Linked DNA regions of Homo sapiens: region 2 is linked to region 1. Evidence: chromatin loops called from intact Hi-C (ENCODE). Cell type or tissue: mammary epithelial cell. All regions are shown on one strand. Links, peaks and the distances in the headings refer to the core of each region. The heading gives the core; the rest is flanking DNA.

The links. Hi-C counts contacts between places; a loop is a spot of excess contacts. Peaks named below come from ENCODE experiments on the same cell type or tissue, not always from the same donor. Only the 100,000 strongest peaks of a DNase experiment are listed, where the experiment ranks them.
Region 2: it touches region 1 in a loop (13-fold over the local background); 2 of 110 quality-filtered maps call a loop at or near these places.

What each region holds. Positions count from the first base shown.
Region 1 is chr16:50,207,254-50,213,817 of GRCh38, forward strand. TENT4B (terminal nucleotidyltransferase 4B) reads left to right here. Exons shown (of 12, transcript NM_001365324.3): 2 at 4,070-4,193. Among named protein-coding and RNA genes, the nearest start is that of ADCY7, 56 kb to the right of the region's middle. RefSeq lists silencers at 1,185-1,479, 3,325-3,619 and an enhancer at 2,749-2,808. In mammary epithelial cell, for the core only: a CTCF peak has its summit at 3,465 (motif pointing left); DNase peaks (open chromatin) are centred at 1,288 and 3,468; H3K27ac peaks cover 775 bases.
Region 2 is chr16:49,853,903-49,860,466 of GRCh38, forward strand. ZNF423 (zinc finger protein 423) reads right to left here and starts at 2,210. Exons shown (of 8, transcript NM_001379286.1): 1 at 1,833-2,210. The coding sequence starts at 1,872. RefSeq lists a silencer at 1,454-1,713. In mammary epithelial cell, for the core only: CTCF peaks have their summits at 3,324 and 3,935 (motif pointing right); DNase peaks (open chromatin) are centred at 1,779 and 3,239; H3K4me3 peaks cover 3,719 bases; H3K27me3 peaks cover 767 bases.

The DNA of each region.
Region 1 (6,564 bases), core at 1,058-6,057:
CCACTGCAAGTTTTGTCTTCCGGGCTCAAGCGATTCTCCCACCTTAGCCTCTTGAGTAGCTGGGATTACAGGCGTGCACCATCACGCCTGGCTAATTTTTTTGTATTTTTGTAGAGATGGGGTTTCACTATGTCATCCAGGCTGGTCTCGAACTCCTGGACTCAAGCGATCCACCCGCCTCAGCCTCACAAAATGCTAGGGTTACAGGCGTGAGCCACTGTGCCCGAGCCACTTTTCCTTTTAACATAAAAACATTGATATCCTAGAGAGGGCACTGTATTTTGGGTACATACAGGTTCAGATCACGGAAGAGTTGTATTCTATACTTTTTTTCATCATTCTTAGTTCAGTATGATGTATTTTATAATTTCATATGAGAAACTGTAACAATGGGCATGTGTCATCCAGCAATACCTACTCATAAATCATATTAAATTTTGATCCAAACATGGGAGAAACTGAAGTTTTCTCTGTGTACTTGGATGCTTTCAGAGGCATAAAATTATATTACCATGTGAAAGCAAGCCTACAAAATTCCTCAGGTGGTCCACTCTGCCACTCAAATGAGAGCCAGACTTACAGTGCACACTCTACAAACGGACTTCCAGCTCGTCAGGGTATTTTAAGTGCCTGAATATGCAAGGCACTGTGCCAGTAAAATTACTCAGTCCTGAGGATAGAGCCTGTTAGAATTATTTTAAAATCTGTACTTGAAGTTTATTTCCTCAGTATTCCAAGATATTTTATCTGGTTGTTCTCTGAGTATTTCACACGTAGCTAGTTACATATAGGTGAGATGGTGATGCTTGTGCCTGGTGTGGATGAGAAACTGAGCCTGGCAGACCCGAGATTGGATTTCCTCTTCTGACTTTGCAAGTGTGGCTTTGCTTTAATAATAGCCCTCCTCTTTTTCTGTATTCCTCTTTTCTCCTTCCAGTGTGGCAAATATGCATCAATCAAAATACAATAACCTGTGGAACCATTTTTTCTAAAATAGGAAGGTGGTGCCATGGGCTATTGATTGTTGAGGGTAGTCTTCAGAGCCTGTCTTATAAATCTATAATAATTCCCCCCAAATTAATGTGCTAGTTAGAACCCTAGAATTGCAGCACTGAAAGTGAATTTTAGAATCTTTTCCAACTTTTTACCAAGCTCAGAAAGCCCTTTTATTGGACCTTTGTTTGCCTCATGGTCATCTGGTTTCTTTATGCTGGTAGTAACAGGAACCTTACTAACCTACAAGGTGACCCAGTCCATCCTGGGCAGCTGTGATCATTGGAAAGCTCTGAATCATTCATCTGGAAGCTGCCTGTGGCAGAATAGTACAGAACATATGCATTGCACACACTACAAAACTGCTTTAAATAAGTGTTCCTTTTCATTGTTAGATGGAAGTGACCCAGGGCAAGGATCATGTTTTATGAGCCAGTTTTCTCCTAGTGCCTTGAACATAGGCACTTGGTAGTGTTTAGAGAATGAATTGTCTTTTTTTTTTTTGAGACAAAGTCTCACTCCATTGCCCAGGCTGGATTGCAGTGGCACGGTGTCAGCTCACTGCAGCCTCCACCTCCCAAGTTGAAGTGATTTTTGTGCCTCATCCTCCCGAGGAGCTGGAATTACAGGCATGCGCCACCACACCCAGCTAATTTTTATATTTTTAGTAGAGATGGGGTTTTGCGTGTTGGCCAGATGGTCTCCAACTCCTGGCCTCAGGCGATCTGCCTGCCTCAGCCTCCCAAAGTGCTGGGATTACAGGCGTGAGCCACTGCGCCTGGCCAGAGAATGAATTCTTAATAAGTTTCTTATGACTTCAGATTGACTGGCAGTTGTGCTAAATATTTTTTGCCTTTATTTGAATTAGAAAATTCGTAAGGGGGCCTTGAGAGTAGATGCAGTCACATTTAGGAGATTTTTCCCCCCCATTGGTTAAAATGCAGTTTTTCTATGGATCTGCTTTAGAACTACAAATAAACTCCGATCACTCACAGCAGACTACGCAATGAGATAAGAAGCAGTCCATTTGTTCTGTCGTTTATTCATGGCCCTCATCTTTGCCAGCCAACCTGTGCAGAAGAGCACAGCAAAGCATAAGCTTCCTAACAGCTATTCCCATTCAGCTGCTGTCTTCAAGAAGCAGAAGGGTTTAGATAACCTTAGAGAACATAATCAAACCTGGGAAACTCAAATCAAAACAAAACTTCGAAACGGAAGTTGAAGGTCCTGAGGTACCCAGAGGCATAGCAAGGAAAACGTCCCCACTGGGATATCTTCTGGATTCACCTACAGACCTCTCTGGAGTTTTAAGATCCACGTTTTATGACATATTGCATAGCAAACAGGCCGAACGCTGTTGTAAATCATCCTCTACGAAAGGCCCAGGTTTTGAAACTGAAGGCCTGAAAAGGCTCCTGCTTACCAGCTGTGTGCTGTACCTGACACACTGAAGCCTGAGAGTGCCAGTCACCTGTCAGAGGGAACACAGCTGCCCTCAGGCAGAACCTGAGTCTAGAACTCAAGGTTTTTGACTCTTAGGCTAAAAATAAAAAATCAGAAGGAGGAACTATGGATTGCTTAATCAGTCACATTTTCACTTTCTAAGGTTTCTTGTAGCAAAAGTTATAGTCTTTGGGGATTGGGATGTAGACACTTTTTTTTCCTTCCCTAAAACAATTTTTGGCCTGCCAGTTTTTCGAGCTTCCTGCTCTGGACCCTGAAGTTGCCATGCAGTTGCAGACATGCTCCTCCTTCAAGGCTCTGTTAAGCTGTGGCTGCCCTTCCTTACCACTGCTGTGCCCCAGGCCAAACCCCCTGCCCCTCCTTCCCCTAAGGCACTTTGCACCTGTTGCTCCGAGCCTTCTGGTCTATCCCAGTTGGTAGAGTCCCTGTGCTTACCTCTGTGGCTCAGTCCTCGTGGGTGGTCAGTGCTCTAGGGAAGGTGAGCTGACCACTTCACTTTCCCTTCCCAGCCATAGCTCTTCACAGCCTCACCAACTTAGAAAGGAATGCTGCTTTTCTCTCTGTCCCCCGTCCTGACTATGTTCAAGTCATTGCTCAGCCCAGTGAGTTTGTCCTTTCTTCCAGACCAGTAGTTTTCCCCCAGTCCCTCAGGCTTCAGCCCTTGAAGGCATCCTTAGCCCCCCACCACCATGATAGTCAGGCGCTGCGCCTATCCGCAGGGTGTGGGTATGTGTGTGTCTTTTGTTTCTGGAGCCCATTCCTTTCCTTCCACCAGCCTCTAGGCCTTCATCCAATCCTTTTGCAACTCAGTGATTCATGACTTTTCCCTGCATCCAGTCTAGTCTCTTTGCTGGTCCATTGTTTCCATAGTTGCCAGTTTAATCTTCTTAAAATGCTGCATTTTTGAAGTCAGTCTCTTTTGGTCCCTCTCAGAAACATTTAAATAGCTATCTGTTGCCACAGGGGGAAAGCTTGAACCTCTTAGCCAGTCATTCAGAGCCTGCCCTCTGCTGGGGCCTGCTTTCCTCTACAGATGCTTCTCCCACTCTGCCTGCCACAGCCCTTGTAGCTGGCTGATTGCCCTGTACCTCGCAGGCTCTGGAAGTCTTCAGCTCCTTCATGGAGCCTTTGCCAGCCATTCTTTTCAAGACTTTGCTGTTGTTCACTGCCTGATTTGTTCATTTGACACTTAATTCACTGAGCAAACATTATGAAAGATGTACTGTTTGCTACTGTGAGGAATGGATCCCCAAGAGATAAGAGGGTCAGTCCCTACTGCCAGGAAACTTGCCTGTGTCACCTGGGTTCAGTATCTTGTGTCTATTAGATCAGAAGTGGAAAGGCAGAGGCCAGCCCGTATGCTTGTTTTATTTTATTTAAATCACCAGCACCCCAGCAAGTGTTTTGCACAGGAAATTTCTCATTATTTAATTATTTTGGGTTTTTTGATTAAATTCTGTACATTCCCATTTTAGCTTATCTTGAGTTATAACATTAAAATTAAGGTAGTCATCAGCTGAATTATAAGACTTAATTAGATAAGATTATTTAAGATAGTGATTTCTCATTAGATTGGCCCTGTTCATATTAACTTTTCTGTTTTTTTCTTCAGTCTGCATGAAGAAATCAGTGATTTTTATGAATACATGTCTCCAAGACCTGAGGAGGAGAAGATGCGGATGGAGGTGGTGAACAGGATCGAGAGTGTAATTAAGGAGCTCTGGCCCAGCGCTGACGTGAGTCCCTTCCTGGGTAGCTTATGCTTCGGACAGTCCTTGTCCACGGGCTAGAAGCCTATCTGCTGGTATCTCATGCTAGTCCTCACATGCAAGTAGAAGTGCTCTGTAGAGTTGTGGTCTAATTAAATTTTAAAGGCAAACAATTTTCTGCAGTCTTTAGAATTGAGGCTTCCTAACTATTTTCATTGGATTGGATGACTAACAACTATTTTTTTTTTGTAGTGCTAATAGCAACTACTAAAGGCAAGCTATCCTTAGAAATTATTAGTGTAAAGAGAAGAAAGACAAATCAAACCTCATTGTTGTAGTGGTCTGTTATTGGATATGATATATCAAAACCTCATTACTACTTAGTTCCAGCCTGCCAGGGTAAACATTATATAATTGTTTACAGCTAAATGAAAATGTCAAGTAAGAACTTTTGTCACTTGAAGTTCATTTCCTTTGGCTAATGCACGCATAAGTCTTTTCTTATTTCTTTCCTGAAATTGCCATTTTTCATCTCTCTCAGACCAGCTAATTGCCTTTTAGACAGCTCCCAGTCAGTGAACAAAATGATTACTCAGGATTTCTTCTTGGCTTATTTGTCGTTTTTGTTACTGGTACTAAGTCTTTTGTTTTTTGTTTTTGAGATGGGGTCTCACTCTGTTGCTGAGGCTGGAGTGCAATAGTGCGATCACGACTTACTGCAGCCTCGATTTCCTGGGCTCAGGTGATCCACCTCAGCATCCCGAGTAGCTGGGACTGCAGGTGCACGCCACCACACTTAGCTAATTTTTGTATTTTTTTGTAGAGACTGAGTCTCACTATGTTGCCCAGGTTGGTCTTGAACTCCTGGGTTCAAGCAATGTGCCCGCCTTGGCCTCCCAAAGTGCTAGGATTACAGGTGTGAGCCACCACACTTGGCCTGTTACTGGTACTAAGTTAATACGTCACTTTTTAGGGCACTTTGAGGGCCTGTTCTACAATTTTGTGTATGCAAAGAAGTACACAAAATAATACTAATAAAATCCATTACTTTGTGTTTGTAGCTTTTCTTCAGGCACTGTCCTGGGTGGTGGTGGGAAGCTAGGGAAGGTTTTTTTCCAATTGGCAAAACAAAGAAGTTTCATTGTATGTAAAACTTGCAAGTATATGACAGTATGTATATGACACTGTAGGTAAAGGGAAAAGGCAAGGGTACTAATGTTTTATGAGCAATGACCATACATCGCATTCTTTCTCCTATGTGATCCAAATCAGTGGTTCTCAGCTAGTGGCTATTTTGTTCTCCAGGGGGCATTTGGCAATGTCCGAGACATATTTGATTGTCCTGACTGGGTACGCACTGCTAGTACCTAGTGGGTAGAGGCCATGGATGCCATCAGCCATTCTATGATGAACAGTATAGGCCCTTACAACAAAGAATTATCCACCCCCAAATGCCAATGTTGAGAAGCCGTGATCTAACTTAACCCTTATCTTTCTTAGGTGGAGGTTGATTATCTATCTATCTCTTTCTCTCCAGCCAGCCAGGCAGCCATCATCTGTCTACCTACAGATGAGGAACATGAGCTTGTGGTTAGGTTCCCAGGTCCATCTCGCCTCAGAGGTTGAACTGGTTTCACTGTTTATCATTTTTTTCCCCCGAGATGGAGTCTCGCTCTGTCGCCCAGGCTGGAGTGCAGTGACATGATCTCAGCTCACTGCAGCCTTTGCCTCCCAGGTTCAAGAAATTTTCCTGTCTCAGCCTCCCAAGTAGCTGGGGTTCAGGCGCCCGTCACCACACCTGGCTGATTTTTGTAATTTTAGTAGAGGTGGGATTTCATCATGTTGGCCAGGCTGGTCTTGAACTCCTGACATCAGGTGACCCACCTGCCTTGGCCTCCCAAAGTGCTGGGATTACAGGCGTGAGCCACTGTGCCCGGCCTATCCTTTTTTTATTACAATTACCTGCATACATATTTCTGCCTGAGTTCCACCGTTCTCCATGGGTTGAGATGGAATGCATCCCAGTTTTATGCCACAGCATGATGTTACCTGATGTTCTTTGTGGAATTGACCTAAAGGCCCTCACTTGCCCTACAGTTAAAGTAGTCTGATCCCAATTTAGTAATCTATTCGAAGACTCCTGCTTAGAGAACAAAAATGAAGGATTTGTGATTGTGTCTCTGGATAATGAGGGAACATTAGTGATCTGAACTGCTTCTGAAAGTTTCCTGTGGTTGGCTTTCTGTATCCACAGGTACCACACCTCCATATTAAACCAACAATGGATTGAAAATATTCAGAAAAAACTATAAAAATAACAATGTACCAATAAAAACAATACAAATTATTTTAAAAATACAGTATAACAACTATTTAGGTAGCATTTACATCATACTTG
Region 2 (6,564 bases), core at 827-5,826, 350 kb before region 1:
AAATCAACTGCCTGAGTTAAATAAAACTGTTTTTCCAACCAGAAATTCCAATTCCACATTTTCTTCTGGGTCGCCTCTTAAGTGGCTCCTGAAGGAGTGAGCAGTGAGCCAGGGAAAGAGAAAAGAAATCCAGTATTATTTCAAGCCGTACAGCCCTTCCATCAGCAAAAGAGAAACATCCACCCTTCTTTCCCGTCCTCTTCTTGGAGTCTCTCTTCTGGTTTCCCTGTCCCCCAATCAGAACACCCTCTGAACCCCCAGTTCTGTGGAGCAGGCCAGGCTGTCCCGGATTGGGAGACCAGCCAGGGTGAGGCGAACAAGACCAACTTCTCTCAGGGAAAAGGAGGAGTAGGAACGGGCCGGGCGCTCCGTTTGGACTCAGTTGGTCTCCTTCTAATATGACGGGGAGGATCTCTGCTGGGCCGGGGGCAGTCCCTCCGGGGACTTCAGGAGGACAGAACTGACGAGTGTCTCAAGATCCTCCTTGCCAGATTCAGTTCCAGCCATTCCAGCCAGGCGCAAGGCTGGCAGGAAGGGAGCGGGGCCCCAGCGCCTTCCCGCGCAGGCCTCCAGGAAATGAACTTTTCAGAGCAGAACTGGGCTCAGGCCAGAGGTCATCAGGGGAGATGGGAGAAGACAAGGGCCTGGGGGCTTTTGGCTCCGTAGACTTAGCCGCTCTCATCGTTCCCCCCTTCCTCGATCATCTCCCATCTCACAGCCGAGCGCCCGGGCACCCAACCGAGGGGCTAGAATCGGGACAAAGCAGCAGGCAAGGCCTGGAAAGGCCAGCCGCGGGGAGAGGAGGCCAGGGGAGGGGCTCTGCTGCCGGCGCGCGGCCTTTCCCCGGGGCCTCTACTCTCCAGGGGTCCCCTCGAGCTGGGGGCCCTCGCTGGAAATAGAAAGCAAAGCGTGGAGACGAAGGGATGGGTGTGTGTATCTATATATCTGCAGCTCCCCACAAACGCGCGCACCCCGGGGAGCCAGCACAGAAAGCCGGCCTGGGTGTCGAGGGTGCCGGTGCCCGGGGTCAGATCCAGGGTGCCGGTGCCCGGGGTCAGATCCGGGGCGCCCTCCGCGGAGGGGCGCGCACCGCGGCCGCTGAGCTCCCCTGAGGACCTGCGTCCCGCCGGCGCCGTGCAGACAATGAACTCCTGGCGGAGGCTCCCTGCCCGGTGGGCCTCGGTGGAGGAGGCAGGAAGTGCAGGGGCCCGGGCCGGGAGAAGGCCTGGGCAGGGGCGGGAGGGGGCGCCAGGCGGCCGGGGCGAGGGCGCGGCGCCCGGGGCGCTCGCCGACAGCGCCCGCCGCTCCCCGCGTCCTCGGGCGACCAGGCAGGGGCCAGAGAGAGCCAGCGAGGCCCGGGGCCAGCGAGGAGCGGTCGGCCTGCCGGGCGCCCGTCCTCGCCGCCTCTTCCTTCCTCCTGTCGCCCGCCCGCCGCCGCCGAGATTCGCAATCCCCGCCAAGTCGGGCCAGCACCCCTTGATTGGCCACACGGGCCCGGGCCCCGCACGGAGGGAGCGGCAAGGGCCCCTTAGCGGCGCCCCCAGGCCTGGGTCCCCCAAGGGCGACGGCGCCGAGTCCGGGCAGGGAGGGTGTCCGCGGCGTACCCCCTCCGCCGCCGCCGCCGCCGCCGCCGCCTCCGCCTCCTGCTCCCGGCTTCCTCCTCCCCCTCCTCCGCCTCCGCCTCCGCCTCCGCCTCCTCTGCCGCCTCCTCCTCCTCCTCTCGGCTCGCTCGCGCGGGTCCCCGGCAGCCAGCCCGCTCGCCGGTCCCTCCTCCCTCGCTCCCTCCCTCCTCGCTCGCTCGCTCGCGCCTCCGCCGGGCCTCGCTCGCTCACCTTTCACCGAGCGCGGCTTCGCCTGCTTCCGCCTGGACATGTCCGGGGCTCCGGGCGCTCCGTCGCCCTCCGCAGCCGGCTCCCCCCGCCGCCCCCCGCCGCTCCGGGCAGCCCTTCTCCCCCTTCTCCTCCGCCTGTCTCTTGGAAACTTTTTTTTTTGCAGCCCGGTTGGCGGCTGTGGGGAGCGGACCGCAGGTCCGGGGCGGCCTCCCTTGGGGGGGCAGCCCGGGCCGGCCGAGGCCGCTCGAAGGCGGGGGGAGGCCCGGGGGGCGCGCCGGGGCCCTGCCTGTTGCAATGCGGCAGTCCGGGGCTCCCGATCCAAGCGGCGGTCCCAGCGGCGCGGGGAGTCCGGAGGCCACTCGGCCGAGCCGAGTTATGCAAAAAAAAAAAAAAAAAAAAAAAAAAAAAAGCCGCCCCCCTCCTCCTCCCAACCCCCCGCCGGCCCCCGGCCCCTGCGGCCCCCTCCTTCCCTCCCCCACCCTACCGCCACCCTCACCCTCCTCCTCCTTCTCCTCCTCCTCCGCCCCTTGCCGGATTTTTGTGCAAAGTTTGCAGGCGTCCGGCCACGCAGCCCGGTGCGGAGCTCACAATGAACCCATCTGAGGAGGGGGAACGGGGCTGGAGTCGAGGGTATCTCAAGGGGGGAGGAGACCGGGAGGCGGTCGGGAGCGCGGAAGCTCAGTACCCCCCAGGAAAAAAAAAAAAAAGAAGCCTTCGAATTATCCCCTGCCGCACAAAAAAAAATAATAAATATTAATGGCTCAAAAATGCCCAAGCGCCTGGTTTGGAGATTATGATGGATGGGGGGCGGGGGTCCCTCAACTCAGCCTACTTGGAGGGGAGGCTCGAAACGGCCGCAGTGGCTCGGAAGCCGCGGCTCGGGGCCCCTGGCTCACGCCCCCTTCTCTGGCTCTCGGATCGGCCCGGCGCCGGCCCCCCGGAGGAGGAAGGGGCGCGCGGGGGCGCTCAGGCGGCGGCCGGCAGGCGCGCCCGTGCCCCGGGCATCGCTCAGCCCGTGCGCCGGGCCGCCGCTGCCTGCCCTCGGGCTGCGGTGCTCAGCGCGAGGCGCGCAGCCGATCCCCAGGCCGGTGCCAAGTCGCCGGCCCCGCTAGCTGCCTCCATGGGCCAGGGGCTCGGAGAGGGGGGAGGCGGCGGCCGCGGTGGCGGAAGAGGAGGACGAGCAGGCGGCGGCGGCGGCGGCCGGGCTCCCGTCCTCCTGGGCAGCGGCGGCGGCGGCTGCGCCCCGGCTCCTCCGCGCTCCAGCCGGCGCCGGCCCGCCCGCCAGCCTCCCTCGCGCTCCTGTCTTCTTTGTGGTCGCTGGCTCTCCTCCTCCCGATCCGGCTGCTGGGGCTGCACTGCAGAGACACATAATAAAGCCAGGCTTGGCTGGAAATGTAGCCGGGTCCCAGCAGGAGGATGTGAGGAGCGGAGTCCCGGCGGGGGAGCGCTCTGATCCCGTGGGGCGCCCCGCACTGCTCCGGCTCGGATCAGACGGAGAGAGGGCCAACAGCACCGAGCGATGGACAGCGCTGGAAATACAGCTCCGGCCGCCCGCAAAACCCGGACCGTGGTGGCGGCGGCGGCGGCGGCGGCAGGCACGGCGCGGGCGCGGGCACCGCACCAGCACGCGGGGCCGGGGCTCGGGCGCTGGCTGCACCGGGGGCAGGAGGAGGGAACACACTTAGGGCCCACGCGGCTGTCAAGCTCGCCAAGACGCATGAGCCTCACAAACTGTAAAAAGTGAAAGAATGGGGGAGCAAACGGAGTTGGGCTGCCCTAGTATTGCCACCTCGCGATGTATGCCTCACGCACATGAACTATCCAGGGACCTGGCTCTGCCAGGTTGGCTTTTGCCCACCGGTCGGTGTTCAAAGACCACCCCTGCCCCACATCCAACAAATTCTTCCACCACTGGGCTAACCCCGTGCGCCCCCTACACCCTTATTTGTAGAATTCTCGCGCCTGGTGTGCACTTCCTCTGTCCGACTGTAAAAGGAACACCTTACCCCTGAGACCTTGCAGGAGCACCCCCTCCCCGCGCAGTTGTCAGAAGAAATAAACCAGCTGCTACTTTCTGCGAGGTTTTACCCAGCCGCCAGGGGGCGCCGCGCGTCCCCCGCAGCTCCTGAACCGGCTGAGACTCTGGTCTCCGGGCAGGCCCGGGAAGGGTTCTGACTTGGGAAAAGTCTTCCCCAGACGGCTCCCCTAAACCGTTCCTCGGAGCCTCTCCCTCCCCAACTAGCTGCAGGCGGCCAGGTCTCGGGTGGGGAGCGGCCCCGACCTCGCCCCCCTCCCGGGTGAGTGGCGCCACCTTGGGCCGGCGCGCCCCGGAGCCAGGAGAACGGAGCGGGTGCACGGCGCGGCGCTGGGGGTTATCAATCTCTCGGATCGATAAGTTGCCACTTGGAGAGGGGAGGGCTACGTCCCCTCGGAGACGAGTTACCCAGGGCAACCTTTCACGGAAAAACCCGCTGCCCGCCGAGAACAGCGCCGGGGCCGGCCGGGCCGCGGCGCCCGCCCCACGCAGGGTGCCCGCGCCCCGCCGCTCCCCAGCCTGCCGGCCAGCCGGGCCCGGCCCCGCTCAGCTCTCTCCGCGGTCCCGCCGGGCCCTGCTCGCCAACCCCGTGCTGGGCTGATTGCCGAGGTAGATGCCACCCACGCACCCCCGCGGCTGGGGAGCGCGAGCTGGAGGATGCGGAGAGGCCTGAGGCAGGGGGGCCAGGCGCGCGCGCCCTAGGCAGTCTCAGAGGTAGAGTCGGGTGACGGGCTAAACGCGACGCCTAGCTGGACACCCTGACAGCGGCAGCGGGCGAGCGAGGCTCCCCAGAGGGGCGGAGGCCAGGACCGAGACGTCCCCTAACTAGACCTAAGCCTTGAGGGCCGCCCCTCCCCAGGTTAGCGCTACCATCCCCAGGCCACAGTCCTCCCCAGCTTGTGCGTCCAAGAGTGTCCAACATCTCGGCCTTCCCGGAGGGAATAGGAGCCCCCCCCCCCACGCCCCCGCGGCCCAGGGATGGACGGAGTTGGGCTGAACCGGGGGTGCCAAGGGCCGAGGCGAGGGCAGGGGCCGCGAGGCGCCTGGGAAGGAGCCAGGAAGGAGGGGCAGAATCAGCCGCTCCCCCACCCCCGCCGGCGCCTGGGATCGAGGCCCGCGGAGAGTGGCTGACAGGCGGCAGATGGCACACGCTGGGGGAGGGGGACGATTGGCCTCGGCTCTGGGGTGCCCCCGCCGCGGGCTGCCTCTGCTAGAGGTAGGGGGCGGGGAACGGCCCCCAGCTCGCCCGCCCAGGCTTTCTGGGGGGCTGGAGATTGCGGATCCTGCCCAGCCGGGAGTCTGGAGAGTGAGGGGGCGGACAAAAGGAGCGCGGTGGGGAATGCGTGTGCGGGACGAAAGAGGGGCCGTCGGGGGAGAGGGGTGGTTGGAGTCCCACGGGGCTGCCCTTTTCCACCCCTAGGGGCCTGCTGAAGACTGAGGACGGAGGTGGGGGCAACAGGATGGGGAGCCCGCAATAGCCCATCCTGACCTAATCCGAAAGGACGAGATCCTGGAGCCGCTCACAAAGTTTTCCGGGCCCCCTCCCACGCGTCGCCTGCACGTATGTCCGTTTCCCGACGCTCCGCCCTCCCCCGCCAAGTTCGGCGTCTCCCAGCTCAGCGGCAGTCAGGGTGCAGAGGGAGCCCGACCTTGTCCCCGCCTCGGCCCGTCCCGCTTCTTCTGAAGCTTGTTTCATTTTTAACTCCTTCCAGAAAAATGTTGTTTTAAGGAAAATCTCAAAGGAACAAAAAGCCAATAGTGCCTTCCTTATTTGCAATCCCCACCCACCTCTGAGCTCGGACTGCAAGGGCCTCAAGGGACACCAGGTGACACCTGGGCCTTGCTTCTCACGGGTGACCTTGGACCAGAAAGGGTCATTTTCAGGTGTGTTTTATACCCCCCACCTGCCTACTTCTGGCAGGGAATAGGGGGTCCAGTCCCCTCCCCTATGAGAAGGGGCCCCTCTGGGCTCTCCTTCTTCGCCGGAAAGTGAACAGCTGCTCCTGCCCTGCTTGGAGGAGTGGCTGTGGAAACCCACTGTAAGCTGTAAGGAGCAGGAGCCACCATCATAAATGCAAGAGAAATTCCAAGTTGAGGTTTTTGAGAACAAGTAAGACTTTGCCCACAAAAAGGTGCATCTTCCTTCAAAGTCATAACTTGGCTGGAAGAGGGGAAACCTCTTGCCCAAGGCGGTGCCTTCCCCAACCATGCTCCTTAAGAATGTTTTTCCTACATGTGCAGCAACTGAGGCTTCTTCCTTGAATTTTCAAGAGGCAGGCGTCATTTTGAGCAGTCTGGTGAATGCACGAGGGTCTGGTGGGCTACAAAAACAAGATAGGACAATAAAGAAAACAAGGCAGTGTTCACTTTGTGGCCTCAGACCTATGATCCCTGCAGAGCTCCCAGAGTTGCTCAAGGGATGCTTTCCAGTAAGTGACCAAATGCCCACCTTGGCCAGGTGCCGTGGCTCACACCTGTAATCCCAGCGCTTTGGGAAGATGAAACGGATGGATCACCTGCTAGGGAGGCCCTGGCTTATGCCTGTCATCCCAGCACTTTGGGAGGCTGAGATGGGTGGATCATCTGAGGTCATGAGTTCGAGACCAGCCCCAGCAACATGTTGAAACCCTGTCTCTACTAAAAATACAAAAATTATCTGGGCATGGTGGCACGTGCCTTGGTGGCATATACCTGTAG